Linked DNA regions of Homo sapiens: region 2 is linked to region 1. The links are chromatin loops, found by intact Hi-C in ENCODE. Cell type or tissue: CD4-positive, alpha-beta T cell. All regions are shown on one strand. Links, peaks and the distances in the headings refer to the core of each region. The heading gives the core; the rest is flanking DNA.

Region 1 (8,323 bases), core at 272-8,271:
AAAAGAGGATTTCTCACAGCTCCTTTGGAATTGACAACTCGTGGTATGAATTGAGAGCAAGTTTTGGTGATAAGAGCACACACCCCGAGCCGGACAGCCAGGCTCAATACGAGCTCTGCTAGGTTCTCGCTGTGCGACTTTAGGCAAGTGATTCAACATCTCTGCACTTCAGGGTCCTCATTTGTAAAAAGAGGATGACAGTGCCTCCCCATAGAGGGGTTACAAAGATTAGATGAGTTCCTGTAATTAAAGACCTTGGCACCATTCCTGGCCCTCATCTGCTGTGGAAAGTGGGGCATGGCACTGCCAGGCCCAGGTGCATAGGAAACACCTGGGCAGGGAACAAATCTGGTACTAGATAGAACTCTTTTTTTCCCCCAGAGAACTCGTACAGGTTTGCCTGTCTTTCTGAAAAGCAACTAGAAGTTATTCTTTTGGGATATGGAGGAAGACATCACAAATGCCATTATTTAGCTATGTATTTTCCCCTTTTTATCTCAATTCTTAAAACAGAACGACTTTCTCTTTGACATCAAATTGATAACAGGCTCTTCCCACCCACTTCAGAGTCAATTCTAGCCAGCTAGAAAAAGGAATCCACAGCAAGGAAATCACAGTTCTGATTAGATGCCAGCTTCTTCCCATCAGGTATGAGATAATGATTGAATCAGACTGGATGGATGGATAAAGTTGCTCCTGGATTGATGCTGAATGATAGTTATATCTAATCTCTGTGCATAGAAAAGCCAAGCCAGCCAGGCAAAGTGGCTCACGCCTGTAATTCTAGCACTTTGGGAGGCCAAGGCGGGTGGATCACCTGAGGTCAGGAGTTCAAAACCAGCCTGGCCAACATGGTGAAATCCTGTCTCTACTAAAAATACAAAAATTAGCCAGGCGTGGTGGTGGCGCCTGTAATCCCAGCTACTCGGGAGGCTGAGGCAGGAGAATGGCTTGAACCTGGGAGGCAGAGGTTGCAGTAAGCTGAGATCTTGCCATTGCACTCCAGCCTGGGCGACAGAGGGAGACTCCATTAAAAAAAAAGAAAAGAAAAGCCTACTGACATTAGCAGTATTATATGGTCGAAAAATAGCCATCATAATAATTTACATTGGTCTCATTTTTATTGAAATGAGGCCATGCAAAGCCACATGTAAAGATGAATTCAGCAAAAACCCAAACCGAATGAAATACTGGTTCAGAGAATATTCTTATGTTGTGATTGTGTCATGCCTAACAGAATTTAAAAATAATGGTCTAAGTAATTCTAAGTGGTTTCACATAAATAATTGTGGATAGAGTCCAAAATAGGTATTTTCATAGATTTTTCTGAATATTAGTTCAAGTTCAATTTATTCTGGATTTTGATTTCAGTCTCTGGTGCTTGTAACTTTTATTTTATACATCTTATCCCAGTAAGTTGTCCTTGAAAAAAATAGTAAGAGCCTTGTCACCTACCCTTTAAAATGTTTTCAAATATAAAAATATAGAAAGTTGTACAGGTCATAAACATACAAGTCAATTTTCACAAACTGAATACAACTGTGTAATTAGCACCCAGGTTAAGAAACAGAACTCAGCAGCACCTCAGAACCCACTTCATGCCTCATCTCCCAAAAGCAACCTCTATCCTGACCCTTAACTACATAGTTCAGTGCATCGGTTGGCTCTTGCTGCAGAACAAACAATCACAAAACTTCAATATTTTATCATTCACTCACGGGGGTGGTTGTGTAGGCAAGTTGGTTCATCTTGGCTGGGCTCTTGCCAGGTCTGTCCCACAGGCCTTGGCCAATGGATGAAATGAGTACTCAGACACAGGTATGCAGTATAAAAGCAGCTAGGTGACTGGCTGGCTCTAACGGCCAGACAGCAGCCTGGAGAAGCTGGAGCTGCTTGCTTTTATTCAGCTCAGGCACAATGCCAAAAACCTGGAGCCAACACAACCTGTAGGTAATTAACATTTATTGTTCTCCTTCCAGAGAAAGTCAGGTGTGTGGATGATCAAAGGTCAGTTCCTGGTCAACATAAGTAAACAAGCCTGTTTAAGATAAATTCCCCTACACTCCTTTGTACTTACTCCTTGCCCTCTGCCTCAGGGTTATAGAACAGCTGCTTTCAGCTATTCTCTCCTGGGGCTCTGCAGGAGCTTCCAACCTTTCAGAAGGTTTGCATCCTTTCCCTATAATTTTTCCCACCACTGTGACTGATCCCCCACAGACTTTCTCTTGCACCTTGGGGGTTGGGGGACAGCTCGCCTCCAGCAGGCTAGCCAGGCATGGCCATGGTGATAGCAGAGAATAAGAGAACAAACAGAAATATGCAGGCATCCTCTTTATTCAAGATAGGATCTGACAGAGCCAGGATTAGAGTGAGGCTAGTAGAGTGAGGCTAGTAAATTGAGTTATGCAAGTGCAGGGTCAGCTCCTGTCTTTATCGAAATTTTGTTCACAATGGATTTTCTTGCATTAATTTTGATTTTTCAAAAACATTGCATTCAATATTATTTTTCTTGATTACTGAGGATTTTGGTGCCTCCTTAATTTTAAGGCTGGGGCAGTTGCCTTCATTGCCTCACCATAGTCCTGACCCTGCTGGGGAAATACACTCCACATCTTCAGTGAAAGGAGCTGCAGTCATATGGCAAAGGGCATGGATTTTAAGAGATGAAGAGTTAGAGCTGCTAGTACAATCAATCTACCACAATTAATTTTGGCCATTTTTTACACTGGGCGCAGTGACTGATGCCTGTAATCCCAGCACTTTGGGAGGCTGAGGCAGGAGGATCACTTGAGTGCAGGAGTTTGAGACCAGCCTGGGCTATACAGGGAGATCCCATCTGTACAAAAAGTTTTTTTTTAAATATTAGGTGGGTGTGATAGCATGCTCCTATAGTCCCAGCTACTCAGAAGGCTGAGGTAGGAAGATCCTTCAGCCTGGGAATTTGAGGCTGCAGTGAGCTGTGATTATGCCACTGTACTCCACCCTGGGTGACAGAGCAAGACCTTGTTTGGGGCCCTTTTTTTGTTTTATATAAGTGGAATTGGACAATGTGTATTCTCTTGAGTCTGGCATCTTTTTCTTAATGTAATATTTGTGAAATACATCCAGAGTGTTGTGTGTAATTGTAAATCATTCATTTTCATTGCTATACAGAATCCTGTTGTACAAAGACACCACCGGGTTGAAAGGCATTCGGATAGTCACCATTTACGGCTATGAATACCATTGTGTTGAACAATCTAGTATAAATCTCTATTAAATATATATGCATTTTTGTTGGACATGTACATAGGAATGGAATTGCTGGGTCCGAGGGTGTGTGTACATTCAGTTTTAATTGTTGCCAGTTTCCCAACAATTCGTTTAGCTTTATTAAAGTTCTTGGTATGTAGTAGTATCAGTCTTCCAGTTTTGTTCTTTTTTAAGATAGTCTGGCTATTTTTGGCTCCACATTTCTAAATAAATTTTAGAAATAGCTTCTCAATTTCCACAAAAGAAAAAACCTGCTGGGATCTTTACTGTGCTAGTTTTGAATTTGTAGACTAATTTGGGAAGAACTGACATCTTTTCAATATACCTCCATGTCATCTTAAATTTTTCTCCATGTCTCATACCTTTGTATATCTACTTTGAATAAGACAGGTAGCCAATAAATATATAAAATAGGTGGTTAATTAATGCATTACAAGGCTTTAGACTTAATGATATTTTTTCAGCCACACTACTCACCTGCTATGGTTCAAATGTCCTCACCAAAACTGTTGTTGAAATTTAATTGCCGTTGTTACAGTTTTGGGAGATGGGGCCTGTAAGAGGTGATGAGGTCCTGAGGGCTCTGCCTTTGTGAATAGACTCATGCTGTCATCACAGAAGTGAGTGAGCGATCTTGGGAGTCTGGCCCCCTTTTCCTCCCTCCCTCCCTCTCTGTCTCTGTCTCTCTTTCTCACACTCCCTCTCTTGCCCTTCTGCCTCCCTGCCATGGAATGACCCTTCCTGGAGGACAGCACCATGCTCTTGGACTTCCCAGCCTCCAAAACCATACACTAAATAAATTTCTCTTCATTATAAATTACCCACTCTGTAGTATTCTGTTACAGCAACAGGAAACCTACTAAGACAACCTCTTCCAGACACCTGAACTCATTCTTCTCTTCCATTCCCCTAGGCCTTGCACATGCTCTTCCTTAGTCAGGTAGAATTCCCTCCCTGCCCTCTCTCCCTCCTGCCTGACTAAATCTAGTCTTCCTTGACAAGTCTATTCAAATGTCACTGCTCTGCAGAGTTACCAATTCCTCTTTGTTTTCTCCCACTGCATTTCTTCACCTGATTTTAAGTTGCCATGTTGTATTAGAATGAGCTGCTCGGGTATCCACTAAACACTTGGTTGCCTACCAGAACCAGCCCAGCACTAAGTAGATTTGTGTTGGATAAATGAAAATGACCATTCCGCTTTTTGCTGGGCTGTTTGGTTTAGGTGTTTTTGTTGGGCTGTTTGTTAGTTGATTTGTTTTGTCTTTGTAGGACTTCATTTGAATTGAAATTTAGTCAAAGAAAGAAAAATTGTGTTCCAGTTTGGCAAAGGAGTACATGTCTATCTGATTTTTGCTTCATTATTTATTTTGATTTGAAAATATGTCTTTATATTAAACCTCTTTACAATATGGATTTGAAGCAGATAAATTGTTTGGTCTGATTCACATCACAGCTTCTGAGTTAGCTTAGAAGAAAACCATCAACTGATGTTTCCGGTAACCAGCAGCAAGAGAGCTCATGAAAAGGCAGGCACACCTCCAGTGACCACTAGGTGGCAGTTTCACTCTCAATATGACCAGATTGACAATGTCCATCCAAGAAGTCTGGGGCAGGTAAGTTGGAGCACAAGACCAAGCTTAACTAGGCCTGTGGGTGGAAAAATGAAGACCCAAACTCAGCCCTGAAGAAAATGGAGTTATGGAAAAAACAGCACATGGAAAATGTAAAGGAATGCCACTAGACATTATTTCACTGAAAGGTTAGCTAAGTTAACCACAGCCACAAAATCAGTAGAGAAAAGACGTGCCGGACCCGAGACAGGCCAGACAGTGTTGAAAGGCAAAGGAGTCTCCAGTCCACCCTCCATGGCTGGAGCCCAGACCCCTGGGGAAAGGCAGGATGGTTGCAGGCTGGTCATTGCTGAGCCCCTGGTAATGTGCCGAGTGACCAACTTCAGGTGTCTCTCCGCCAAGACTGCTTGGTTCTCCTCTTCTGAGTGACCCCAGAAGGAACCCCTGAGAGACACTGCTTAGTCTTTCTAGTTCCCATTCCAAAGTTGGATAAGGGACTTTTCAAGCTTAAAGTGGGAACGAGGGGCAGGGCTTATCTCCACAGGAAGCCAAGGTGGCTCCTATCATAGCAAATCAAGATACTTCATGGGTACACCCACAACAGGCCAGCCAGGGCCCCTGAGGAAATTATGTGGACTATTAACCTTAAGGAGGCTGCAGGCCAAAAGCATCAACCGACTTCTATCAGGAGTGTATTTTTTTTTTTATGATGCAGAATAGGGAATAGGGAAACTATCCTGGAATAGGGAAACTGAGGCCCAGAGCAAGCCAGGGATGAAACAATTCCATCCCCCGTGACTGAGAAGAGAGCCTTCAGGTAGGCTTGAGGAAACAAAAGCCCTGAGGAAGCTGTCTTGGCAATGTCCAGGTTATTACACTATAACATCCACTCATACGTTTGTGGTAGGGCTTCAACTTTTACACACGAATAACCTGAGTGATCGAATTACCTGTTCTCTTCTCTTTCTCTGCTACCAACCCCAGAAAGACTGCAAAGAATAGACACTTGAGTCTAAACCAAACTGCTAGGCTCAAAGAACACTGCACCAGCTATGAGGTAATAACCACCATGGGTTACAGGATCTGTGAACGGGATAAGCTCCTTTACTTCCCCCCGGCTGGAGTGTGAGTTATAAAACAGACTAACAAGGAGAGGGAGAGACAAGTTTTCAGGAAGAGCTGGTAAGAAGGCACCTGCAGCTTCTCCCCAACATCTTACACACCACACCGACATCAACCTCCTAGTTTGACATCCCTGTAACTAGGCCTTGACATCAAGGCCTAGTTTGGGTGGGGAAAGTAACCCCCAGAGGATCTGAGAGGAGAGATTGGCATGCTCTCCTCCTGGTGGACTTTCCCAAGTAGCAGCCCCCACAGACACATCTGTCACTGGGTCGCAGGAAGACAGGAAGTGGTGAACGGCGGGGCACAGTTAGGTAGGAGGGGCTGGAAGCCACTTCTGGGCTTCTCTTGGAGTCAAACTTTGTAATGCAGGAGATCCATGCATTTCCTTGGACCCAGCATTGTCTGAAGACATGAGCTGGAGCTTGTATCAACTTGCCAGCCCCAAAAGGACTCTTGGAGAAGAGAAGGGAAGCATCTTCTCCCAGATTCCAATCCCTGAGCTCTTGTTGGTGGCCCTGGGTTAGATGTTCACTTGCTCTGAGCCTCAGCTTTCCTCCCTGTAAAATGGGGATAACATTACCTAATTCATATAGTTGTTAGAATTAAATGAAATAAAATTCATCAAGTTTCTTGTACAGAATAGATGACTAATGAATGGGATGGGTCTGGAGCACCTGCCTGGGATGGAGCCACTGACTGACTATGAAGGAGCAGAGAGTTCTACGTGCTTCCTAAAAACGCCAGCTTCTAGCAACACCTATGCCAGGGGACATCAGCAAAAAAGTAAACCCAGGGGTGCCAAGAAGCACTTGAGACCAGAGTAAGGATGCCCTCCCCGTCACTGGCACACAGCTAACCATGGAAAAGGACTTCTCTATGACTGCCAGCCACCAAGGAAATTAGGGACACCAGAGGCAAGAAAATTATGTTCAGTTACAAAATACATTCCATTTTATAGCCATTTCTATTATCGGTTGCTACTATAATAAATTACCAAAACTTTAGCAGCTTAAAACACACACTATCATTTAGTTCTATGGGCCAGAAGTCCTATGGGTCTCATAGGACTAAAATCAACGTCTCGGCAGGACAGCGTTCCTTGGTGGCAGCTCTGGGGGTGCATCACTATCTTTGCTCATTCTGGTCTTGACAGTTCCGTGGGACTGTAAGACTGAGGTCCTTGCTGGTTGCTAACTGGGGCCACCCTGAACTCCTAGAAGACATTTGCTCTGTCCTTACATAGAGTCCCTACCTCTCAGAACCAGCCACAGGGCATGGAATCCTTCTCTCATGGCCCTCTCTTTGACTCCAATTCCCCTAGCTGCATTTCTGTCTCTGACTGCACCCAGGGAAGCCTGTCTGCTTTTTAGGATTAGATTAGGCCCATTCGGATAATCCAGGATAATCTCTTTATCTCAAGATCCTTAATGTTAACCACACTTGCAAAATCCTGTTTGCTATTAAGATAACATATTTACAGTTTCTAGGAATGAGAATGTAAACATCTTTGGGTTGGGGGAGTGGGCATCTTTCTGTCTATCAAACTATTCACCAGGCATTTATTTACTATCTTAATGGCCAAGTACAGTGCTATGTGCTGAATTGATGTTGGTATAAGGGGCATGGGGCAGGGGAGAAAGTCTAGGATGGGTGATGCCCCCCACTGGGATATCTGACTTAGAGCTTTGCAGTACTCCAGGGGATGCTGTTGACATAAAATACAATGTAGATTGTAACTCTCACCTCTCACTCCCTTAACCCTCTTGACTCCCCAGTCCTTGCCCCTGACTTATACAGGCTGGAGGTGTCTGAATAAGGTCATTCCAGTTCTCTGGGAGGCAGGAGCTAAGCTCACCAGGGGACTGAGATCCAGGTTCAGCCATAGCAGAAACTGAGAACCCTGCTAGATCCAGGTTCAGCCATAGCAGAAAAAAACAGAGCAAGGTGGGACTTACAGCCATCCAAACAGACGCCTGGAGACAGATGCTGCTCCTGCCCTTAGCCTTGCTTCCTGGCCTGGTTTCATGGTTCCTCCGGGGACTAGAGAGGGAAATGCCCAGGTCCTCTTGGGCCCCTTGTAGCTCCATATCAGAACAGAAAACCTGTCACTAACTGAAGTCCCTTCCGGCTGAGGTACCCCGGCCTATATTTTGCAGCTCCAGGGCTCATCAGAGCCACCAATTTGCTGATGGGTTCTCAACCACAAGGATGGTGAGTCAGCACAGTGGTTGACTCTCAGCAGAGAGGATGCAGCCTTCAGCAGAGCTCCTGGTGGGGCAGCCTCCTGATCAGCCTGTGCTGTGGTCCTGCCCCTGCATTTCTTCCAGTCCTGGACGTCCCTGGCCTGGCTGGCACCCTAGTCGCACACCCAAGAA
Region 2 (8,323 bases), core at 151-8,150, 1.6 Mb before region 1:
AATCTTCCAAGTTAAGGCTGAGAGCTACAGCTCTCTTCCGAAAAGCTGGAGCTGCCAACCCTTCCCTTGGGACCTGCCGATTATGCAGTTTTCTTCTGATACTAGCTTTGGTTTCTGAGGTATTCTGCCCTCTCCCTCCCCTCTTCTCCCAAAACATCTGCCTCTCCTCAGTCCCCGTCTGGGTGGTGGGTGCACAATACCAAGTGCCTGAAAAGCCTGAGAGAGAGGGTCTGGGGTAGGGTGGGGACCACTGGACACCCCAAGTGCAAACTGCTGCTTTCTGACCCTTGCTTGCTTATGTACTCCCTTTTCAACTGTGTTGAATTTTAATGACGTTTTTAGTGGTGTAGAAATGCAAGTATTTTGGCTTAACAGCATGAAGTCTGGGTTGCACATTGTATCAGAGGTGCTGTAATCTTTCCAGTATCTCTGATATACGGCTTTCTGGTTGAATGTCACCCTGGGCCCTCTTGACTGGATAAACAACCATGAGGGCTCTTCTCTGTGGAGCTGCCGAGAGCTTGGTGGTAGAAAGCGATGTTTCTAAACAACTGCAGCGGCTCTTTCCTGTCTGAACTGCATCGTGTGTCTGACTGCCTTGCTGTCCATACATACAGACTCCTTCCCAGGCCCGGCTCTGTGCAGAACTTCCATGTTTTACCACATTTTTCTCTCCTGAACTCCCTTTGTCAGCCCCAGGGTGTTGAGGCTGGGTCCTCTCTAGCAATCTCTACCTTCAGAAGAGACTTTTCTAAATATTTTGCTTTTCCAGTTCTTGTTGCTTTTGTCATTGTGAAGAGTCACCCAGGATGCTGGCACTTGGTACCCTAAGATCAGAAGTGGTGTGTGTGTGAGCTGTGAGACATGCACACCCTTTCAGAGTGATACTGTGTGGTGGAAGGACTGTTAGAACTCAAAGAATAGTTAATAAATCCAGTGTATTATTCCGTTGCGAGAACTGGCCTCTCTTTGCCTTATCAAGCACTCCTGACCCTCGGCTCCCTTTGGAGAGATGGACCGAGCCTTTGCCTCCTGTGGAGGCCCCTGCCTTAGTGAGCCTCCGCCCTGCCCGTCCTACTGTGCTGGCTCCTGAAGGTAAGTCACAGGTGCTGCTTCTGCTGAGCTGGGGGGACAGGCCGGGCCAGCCGCAGCACCAGGGCACCTGTCAGGGTGTGAATGCACTGGGGAGTGAAAGAAAGGCTGCATGGTTCCTTGCTCCTGGCTTGCTCCTGAATCCTGGGCAGTGGGAGATCTCAGGAAGGAAGTGCGGGAATCCGTGTGGGAGCTGGAAGTTGCAAGATAATTTCATCCACCTCCCCACCCCCAGAACGAAAGCCCAGGCTCCCTGGTTTCCAGGCTCTGCTCCGTTCTTTTTGAACCCCACACCATCTCCCTCAGTCCTGAGGAGTGAGGCAGGGACTGCTCTCCCACTGGAAGCGGTTTCAGACCACTTCCTATGGACAGCTGGAGGTCTGGGGTGGGGGTGAGGAGCGCGCAGAGGATGGGAGAAGCTGACACACAGGGTGGTCGTCAGCCACTTCGGCCACCCCCCGCAAACGCAGCGCAGGGCCCTGGCTTTCCTTGTGGGCTCTTCTCCCCTGGGGAAGTAGCCCCGTCTATTTTTCATCGCCTTCATTCCCAAGGGCCTTTCACTTCCTGTTTCCCTTCCTCTCTGCCCTCCTTTCGGGTCCACAGGCCACCAGGGAAGTTGGGTGTTCTGTGGTGTGGCTGCTGGAGAGCTCACGTGGGGAGGAGGGGAGGCTACACGAGATTCACCCGCCACAGGAGACCCCCCTCCAAGACGGCCGGTCTCCGCTCCCAGAGACACAGGAAGCCCAATGGCTTTGAACACTCAATTTAATTTAAAACAGGCACAAGTGCAAACAATTCACAAAAATTTCTAGGGAAGATGCTTTTGTTTTGAAAACTCTGACCCTTAAAAAAAAGTCCTTGCAATTTCTTTGCCCCCAGGTAGGTCACTAGGGAGCAGAAGAATCTAAAAATATTATCTAGATAGAAAGGGTCCAGACACCTGAAGTTCTTTCCTGGAATTCCATCTCACAGCAGCCCTGAAGTGGGGCAGGGCCGAGGAGGACAAGGAGACAGCAGTCTGTGGAGGCAGCTGGGGCAGATGGTTTGCACACATGGATGCCTGTGACCTTGACATGATGGAAACCCGGAGGTGGTTCGCCTTCTCTCCCAGATAGGGTTCTGAAGAGAACAATGGGTCCCTGATGACCTGGTTATTGAGATAAACTTGAAAGGTAACACAGTTGCCAATCCTTACATTCCTGTCTCTGGCCCTCACGATGCACAGTACAGGAGAAGCTCAGAAGCCTCCTGAGCTCCCAGGAGTGTTAGACTTAGCATGGACCACTCCACTGGCCAGGTAGACACAGGAGTGGAGAGGTGGAAGCCAGGCCAAGAAAGCAGGTCCCTTCAGGCCAGAACTTAGTGGGAGAGAGGGGCAGCCTTCCTGAAACTGGCTGTGGGTGACCTGGAGGGACCTGGGCTGTCAAGGTGGCTTTCCTCCCCTTACACACACACACACACACACACACACACACACACACACACGATGTTCTCTCCATTCTGTAAAGTGAGAGCACCTTCACCACCGACCCCATTCTTTCTCTTTCACTCAGAAATTGTCCCCTCACTCCCTGCCCCCAGCCATGGCCTGGAGCAGGCCATTCACAGTTCTGGGCGGGGAGGGGCTGTACAGGTGGGACTGCACCTTCAGGACATCAGACGTGAGGGAGGAAGCGGGATTCCGGTCATAAAAACCACCCCGTGGCCCTCTCGAGACTCGAGGTTTGAAGCTGGAGCTGAGAACAGCAGGTATCTGTGGAGACCAGCAGTCTGCCCTCTGCAGTGGCCTAGGACACTAGTGGACAACTGCCTTTAAAAAACCACAGCAGCCTTTTCTACTGTGTTGGCTGCAGAGGCCAGGAACGCTGGCCTCTGCGTTTCTTAGAAATATCCCTGTGCAAATATCAAGGGGTCATCCTGTAGAAAGGGGTCTCCATCTGGGGACTCGGGAGGGAGAGACACTGAGGGGGCAGGTCCGGCCTGGCCCAGTAGGCTGAAGGGCAGAGGGTGGGGCTGGGGCTTCACATTTCAATCTTTGGAGAGAATACTGAGAGGAGGAGGCAGGCAAGTCCTGCCGGCAGGCTGGCTGCCCAGTGTGCCCTGCCTGTGGGCGTAGGTGGCAGGCATACTTGGGGTGGGCTCAGCAGGTGGAGGTCTGCTTTCGGTAGAGCTGGATCAGGGGCACCAGGCACTCAGGTAGCCCTGTCTGCAGCAGGAAGGGGTGGTCTAGGAGCTCCTGGGCTGTGGCTCTCTCTTGGGGGTCCCGCACCAGCATCCGCTCCAGGAAGTCTCGCAGCACTGGGGAGACCTGTAGAGGCAGGGCAGTAAGATGAAGCCACAATTTGCAGTCACTTCGGGGTGACCTGATTGCCTGGACTTATCATTGTTTGAAAGTCATGAATTCGCTGGTTTTTTAACTTCCTGTTCCCTTGTCCCTCCCCACCCCCTCAAGGCTCTCAGCATTCAGATGCTATAGCTCTGTGGAAGGGGCAGAGGATTGGCATCAGTGATCCAGATCTGGCTCTATCCGTGATCTCAGGCAAGTCACAGTTTTCTCTAGGCCTCAGTTTTCTCATCTGTAAAATGGGCTAGTGATAAAGTATGCTTGCCCTGTCTGCCACATAGGGCTTTTGAGATTTTAAAAACAGGTCGCTGGGCGCAGTGGCTCAAGCCTGTAATCCCAGCACTTTGGGAGGCCAAGTTGGGCAGATTACGAGGTCAGGAGTTCGTAGACCAGCCTGACCAACATGGCGAAACCCTGTCTCTACTAAAAATACAAAAATTAGTTGAGCATGGTGGCACGTGCCTGTAATCCCAGCTACTCAGGAGGCTGAGGCAGGAGAATTGCTTGAACCCAGGAGGCGGAGGTTGCAGTGAGCTGAGATCGCACCACTGCATTCCAGCCTGAGCAACAGAGAGAGACTCCATCTCCAAAAAAAAAAAAAAAAAAAAAACCAACAACAACAGAAACAAACAAGTCAAGGATGAGGAAGTACTCTGAAAAATAGAAAATAAAGTGAGACCTGAAAAGGAAGATTTCTTTGTTGCTCTAGGCCTTAAGAGTCTAAAGCAAGGGCTTATCTTGGTTCATTTTGAGCCAGTATCTTGGGATGAGGCTGAGTCTTGGGCAGAAGGCTACATCCTCTGAGGAATTAGCCAACTGGAGATCTTTATATGCTAATTTTGGGGTTAGCGGTGCGGGCTCCAAGGACCAGTTGTCTTGGAAGATGTTTCCTGTTGGTCCTCCCATCCAGCTTTGTGTTGGGGCCACAGAACTCTTGTTTTTTTGCTATTTTAGAGGAGAGGCTTCAGCCCTCTGAGACATTTCTTGTTTTGGCCACCAGATGGCGGTGCCACTTAGCAGCCCCGTGCTGACCTGCCAGCAGGGGGCGTCCACAGTAAGGCCTGCGGGGTTGGGGCCGATTTGGCAAAAAGGGTTACATGTATACACTTCCATGCACTTATACTGGCTTTAAGGGGAACGCTGTGGCTTAGCTGTGTCGGGGTGTGCAACGATGGAGCATGAGCCGACTCGCCGTGATGGACAGGGACATCGAATCATGGTATGGATCTCCCGACACGGGTTAGAAGGGTTTGTGCTCAGTGAAGCTTCTCCGGATCCCTCCCTGGACAGCAGGGATTGCTGGTGTCCTGGCTTTCCCTGCTCATGGGCCCCACTGGGCTTCCGACCAGTGCCTGCCAAGCAGCAACCCTTCTGCCAAGCAGCAACTCTCCTGCCACAGCCGTGGGAGGCGACTTGTCGGAGCGCACATGCGAACTTGTGCGTAGATGCGGCTCCACACCCAGGTGCGGGTTTTGTGTGGGGAAAGAGGAGCCTTTTCCAGGAGCCCAGACCCTGTGGCTTCAGTGGAAGGGAGATGCTGGGAGCCCAGGTTCTGGTCCCCTTGCCTCAGGAGGAATGGGGTCTGCGAGGTCGCACCCTTGTGTGCCAACTGACCTTGTGAGAGTTTTTCAGCTTGGGTGGGGGGCTGTCCCGGAGCCTCTTCATGGCTTGCACTGGGGAGTCACTGAAGTACGGTGGCTCCCCATCTACCATCTCAATCACCATGATGCCCAGAGACCAGATATCCACCTGCAGGAGGAAAATGTCCCTGACCCCATGGCCAGACCCTGGCCCATTGGTAGCTGCGTTCTGGTGGCAGCAGTGGTGGAGGGGGGACAGCTGGCCCCAGCTCTCCTTGGTGGGTCTGTCTCCTTCCTCCCCTGGTCACCTGCCCTGTGGCCAGTTACTGCCTGCATGAGTGACCACTGCCTATAGGGACACAGCTGTCAGTCACTCAGAGAAAGGCCATCATACATAGGAGGCCCGGCCATACCCCATTCTGCCCTTGAGCTGAGGAAAGCACTTGCAGGACTCGTTCCTGGCAGCAAAGTCACTGGGTAAGAGCAGCCCCATCGAAAGGGGGAAGGGTGTTGACTAGGTGGGACTCTGAAAACCAGGGCTGCTTTTGGTGAGCTCACTGGAGGGGCCACAGCAGAAGAGCTGCCAGTTGCCAAGTTGCTTTTGGGAGGTCTGGGGGGTGGAGGGAACGGTTACCTCAGTGGCATACAAAGACCTGGAGATCACTTCAGGAGCCATCCAGTAGGGGGTTCCCACCAGGGACTTCCTCTTAGGGACGTCTTTGCTGATCTGAGCACAGAATCCGAAGTCCGAGAGCTTCACCTGCGGTTGAAAAGGGAGTGAGTGGTGGATCAGGAGGAAGTGGGAGCGTGGCTGTGCCAGGGACAGGATGGGACCTACCCTGCCATCGAGGGTCAGCAGGATGGAGTCACTCTTGATGTCCCGGTGGATGACACCCTGAGCATGCAGGTAGGCCAGGGCCTGCAGCACAGCCTCACACACAGTGGCAATCTGCTCCTCATTCAGCCTGGACAGGAAGGTGGGGCCACCCGATGAAAGAGAACGTTAGCTCTGGCAGGTCGTGGGGTGGCTGAGCAGAGTAGGAGTCCCTGGTGCTAGGCCCCACAGCTCCCAGGCAATCTGTTTGGCAGCACAGTCAGGCCATAGCCCTGGTGAAAACTGGGGCCTGAGCTTTGGCTAGAAGCTATCCTTCTCTTCTCCACTCCCAAGACCCCTGGGTCTCAGTTACCCCAGCAGGCAGGGGAGCCCAGGCATCCCAAGTCTTCTGGGCCACAGGCAGAAGACCACATTGCCCTGGCAGGGCCATGGTGAGGGCAGCCTGCACTCAGGGTCCAGCCCTCCCAGCTGCCCACCTGACTTGGGAGACGATGTCTGTGAGGGCTCCTCCCTGCAGGAACTCCATGAGCACCCACAGCTCCTCGCCCACCAGGTAGCTCTTGTACATCTCCACCACGTTGAAGTGCTGGTAGTCCCGCATGATCACCACCTGGGGGCAGGCGGGGGCCTGAGTGCCAGGCACAGTGCCCAGACGCATGGCCACCCACTGCCCCTGCTCACAGATGTCCAGCCTGGCTGGCTGCTCACTGCCCATCCCCAACGCCCCCGTCTGTGTCCCACCCTGTCCTCCCACCTCGTTGAAGAGCAGCTCCCTGCGCTGCTGCTTCCTGAGGTCCATCATCTTGACGGCCACCTGGCGGCCCGAGTGCTTCTCCCGGGCCAAGCAGACGATGCCGGTGGAGCCCTCGCCAATCTTCACGTAGCTGTCCAGCAGCAGCCGGGGGTCACCCTGGTCCACCACCATCCTGAGCGCAGCCTTGAACTGCTCATGTGTCACAACACCTGTGTCCTCACCAGCCAGGGCACCCTTGGCAACCGTGGGGTCCTGGGGCAGGTACAGGTTGCTGGTGCTGATCTGGGCGTGCCAGGTGCGGGGGGATCCCGCTGGGGAAGACCGGCCTGGAAGCTGGCCTGTGGCCGGGGCTGTGCGGAGGGACTTCTGGGGGCTGCTGGTATCCGAAGTGGTCAGAGGGCTGAAGGTCCCCACCGGCTGGTCCGAGGGCAAGGACTGGGCCTTGGCCACCAGGCTTGGGGGGTTGTCTTTCTGCGGCGGTCGGAAAGAGGAGTTGGGCTGCAGGGACAAAGCAACAGGAAGGGTCAGGGCTGTGGGAGCATTTGGAATAACCTTCCCGGAGGCAGGGGCTGGCCGCCGTGACCTCTGGACTCTGGCAGGGTCAGGCGGGGTATCAGATCAAACTAGGGAGGTGCTCTGAGCAAAGATTTTCAGACAGAGCTGAAGCCCAGTCACAGTCCTGTGCCAGCAGTCCCCCGCAGGGCACCAGGCTGGGCAGGCCCAAGACAGCTCCTTACACTCGCTCTGCTGCACCTGGGAAGACAGAGAAGGCCAGCTCCCCGCCGGGTCCTGCGCTGGGTATTTCTTCCTGGGCGATTGACAGCTAGACCCCAGGGAGGCTGCCGTGAGGCAGACTCTTCCTCTGAGCTCAGAGGCTGCTTGAAGAATCTGGGTCAGAGGCATTCTTCACTCCCAAGGCTCCCCCACCCCAGGACCCATGGGGGCAGAAGAGGCCTGGCAGTGGGGTGGGGAGCAGTGGGCAACTGTGTCTCCACTCCCTGAACCAAGGCAGGGGAGCCACACCTGGGGCCCGATAGCCCTGCCTGTGCCTGCAGCAGGGAGTTTGCAAATCTGTGCTGGGAGGTTATGTCCCTGACAGAGGACCACAGAGGTGTGTCACCATCTGGGGGGTTCTCAGGTGTCTCCCCTGGGCTGGGAATCTGGTGCCAGAGAGATCTGGAGTTAGGAGGGTAGGTCCAGCCAAACCCAAGCCTTGAGGCCAGGGATGGGGAGATGTCTTAAGGACCCCCTAAAGGAGTCCTTCCACTTCCTCCCTGGCATGAAACTCCTGGCTAAGGAGCCCCCGGGAGGGAGGAGAAGGTAGGGGGCCTATCCTCATTGGCTCTGGCAGGGAGGGAGGAAGGGAAGGTGGAGCTGAGGGGCAGCCTGGGCCCCCAGTGAGCCCTGCTCAGGCCCAGCCCTGGAAGCCTGCGAGGCTTCTTGCTTTTCCGAGCCCAAGCCCTTCTGCTCTTTCTGACAGGAAAGGTGCCCGCCCATCTTTGGGTTCTCCCCAAGGAGCGGTGATATGCACCATGACCCCTCCCAGGGATTACGTGTTTTTAAAGGGCACCTGGAGAGGGATGCTTCAGGGGATGCAGAAAAAGCCTTCTAGGAACTTCTCCAAACCCATCATGTAAGCCATTGTCTTAGGTGCCCAGTGGGTCCTGGTCCTGATCCCATAGCTGAAACAACTTACAGGAAATCTCAAGCAGTAAGTT

The links. Hi-C counts contacts between places; a loop is a spot of excess contacts. Peaks named below come from ENCODE experiments on the same cell type or tissue, not always from the same donor. Only the 100,000 strongest peaks of a DNase experiment are listed, where the experiment ranks them.
Region 2: a loop joins it to region 1, with 5 times the contacts of the local background. A loop is called at or near these places in 4 of 110 quality-filtered maps.

What each region holds. Positions count from the first base shown.
Region 1 is chr15:38,696,320-38,704,642 of GRCh38, reverse strand. It overlaps LINC02694 (long intergenic non-protein coding RNA 2694), which reads right to left and starts at 8,045. Exons shown (of 2, transcript NR_160786.1): 1 at 7,904-8,045; 2 at 4,605-6,505. RefSeq lists an enhancer at 7,886-7,935. In CD4-positive, alpha-beta T cell, for the core only: CTCF peaks have their summits at 4,646 and 4,845 (motif pointing right); DNase peaks (open chromatin) are centred at 4,782, 6,182 and 8,152; H3K4me3 peaks cover 2,628 bases; H3K27ac peaks cover 1,167 bases.
Region 2 is chr15:40,271,004-40,279,326 of GRCh38, reverse strand. BUB1B-PAK6 (BUB1B-PAK6 readthrough) reads right to left here. Exons shown (of 10, transcript NM_001128629.3): 5 at 6,606-7,103; 6 at 6,328-6,461; 7 at 5,855-5,981; 8 at 5,651-5,776; 9 at 5,051-5,185; 10 at 1,840-3,400. The coding sequence ends at 3,233. It overlaps PAK6 (p21 (RAC1) activated kinase 6), which reads right to left. Exons shown (of 11, transcript NM_001395430.1): 6 at 6,606-7,103; 7 at 6,328-6,461; 8 at 5,855-5,981; 9 at 5,651-5,776; 10 at 5,051-5,185; 11 at 1,840-3,400. The coding sequence ends at 3,233. ANKRD63 (ankyrin repeat domain 63) reads left to right here. Exons shown (of 1, transcript NM_001190479.3): 1 at 1-955. Among named protein-coding and RNA genes, the nearest start is that of ANKRD63, 7.9 kb to the left of the region's middle. RefSeq lists enhancers at 4,890-5,390, 6,112-6,613. In CD4-positive, alpha-beta T cell, for the core only: CTCF peaks have their summits at 4,276 and 4,478 (motif pointing right); DNase peaks (open chromatin) are centred at 1,676 and 4,466; H3K27me3 peaks cover 1,509 bases.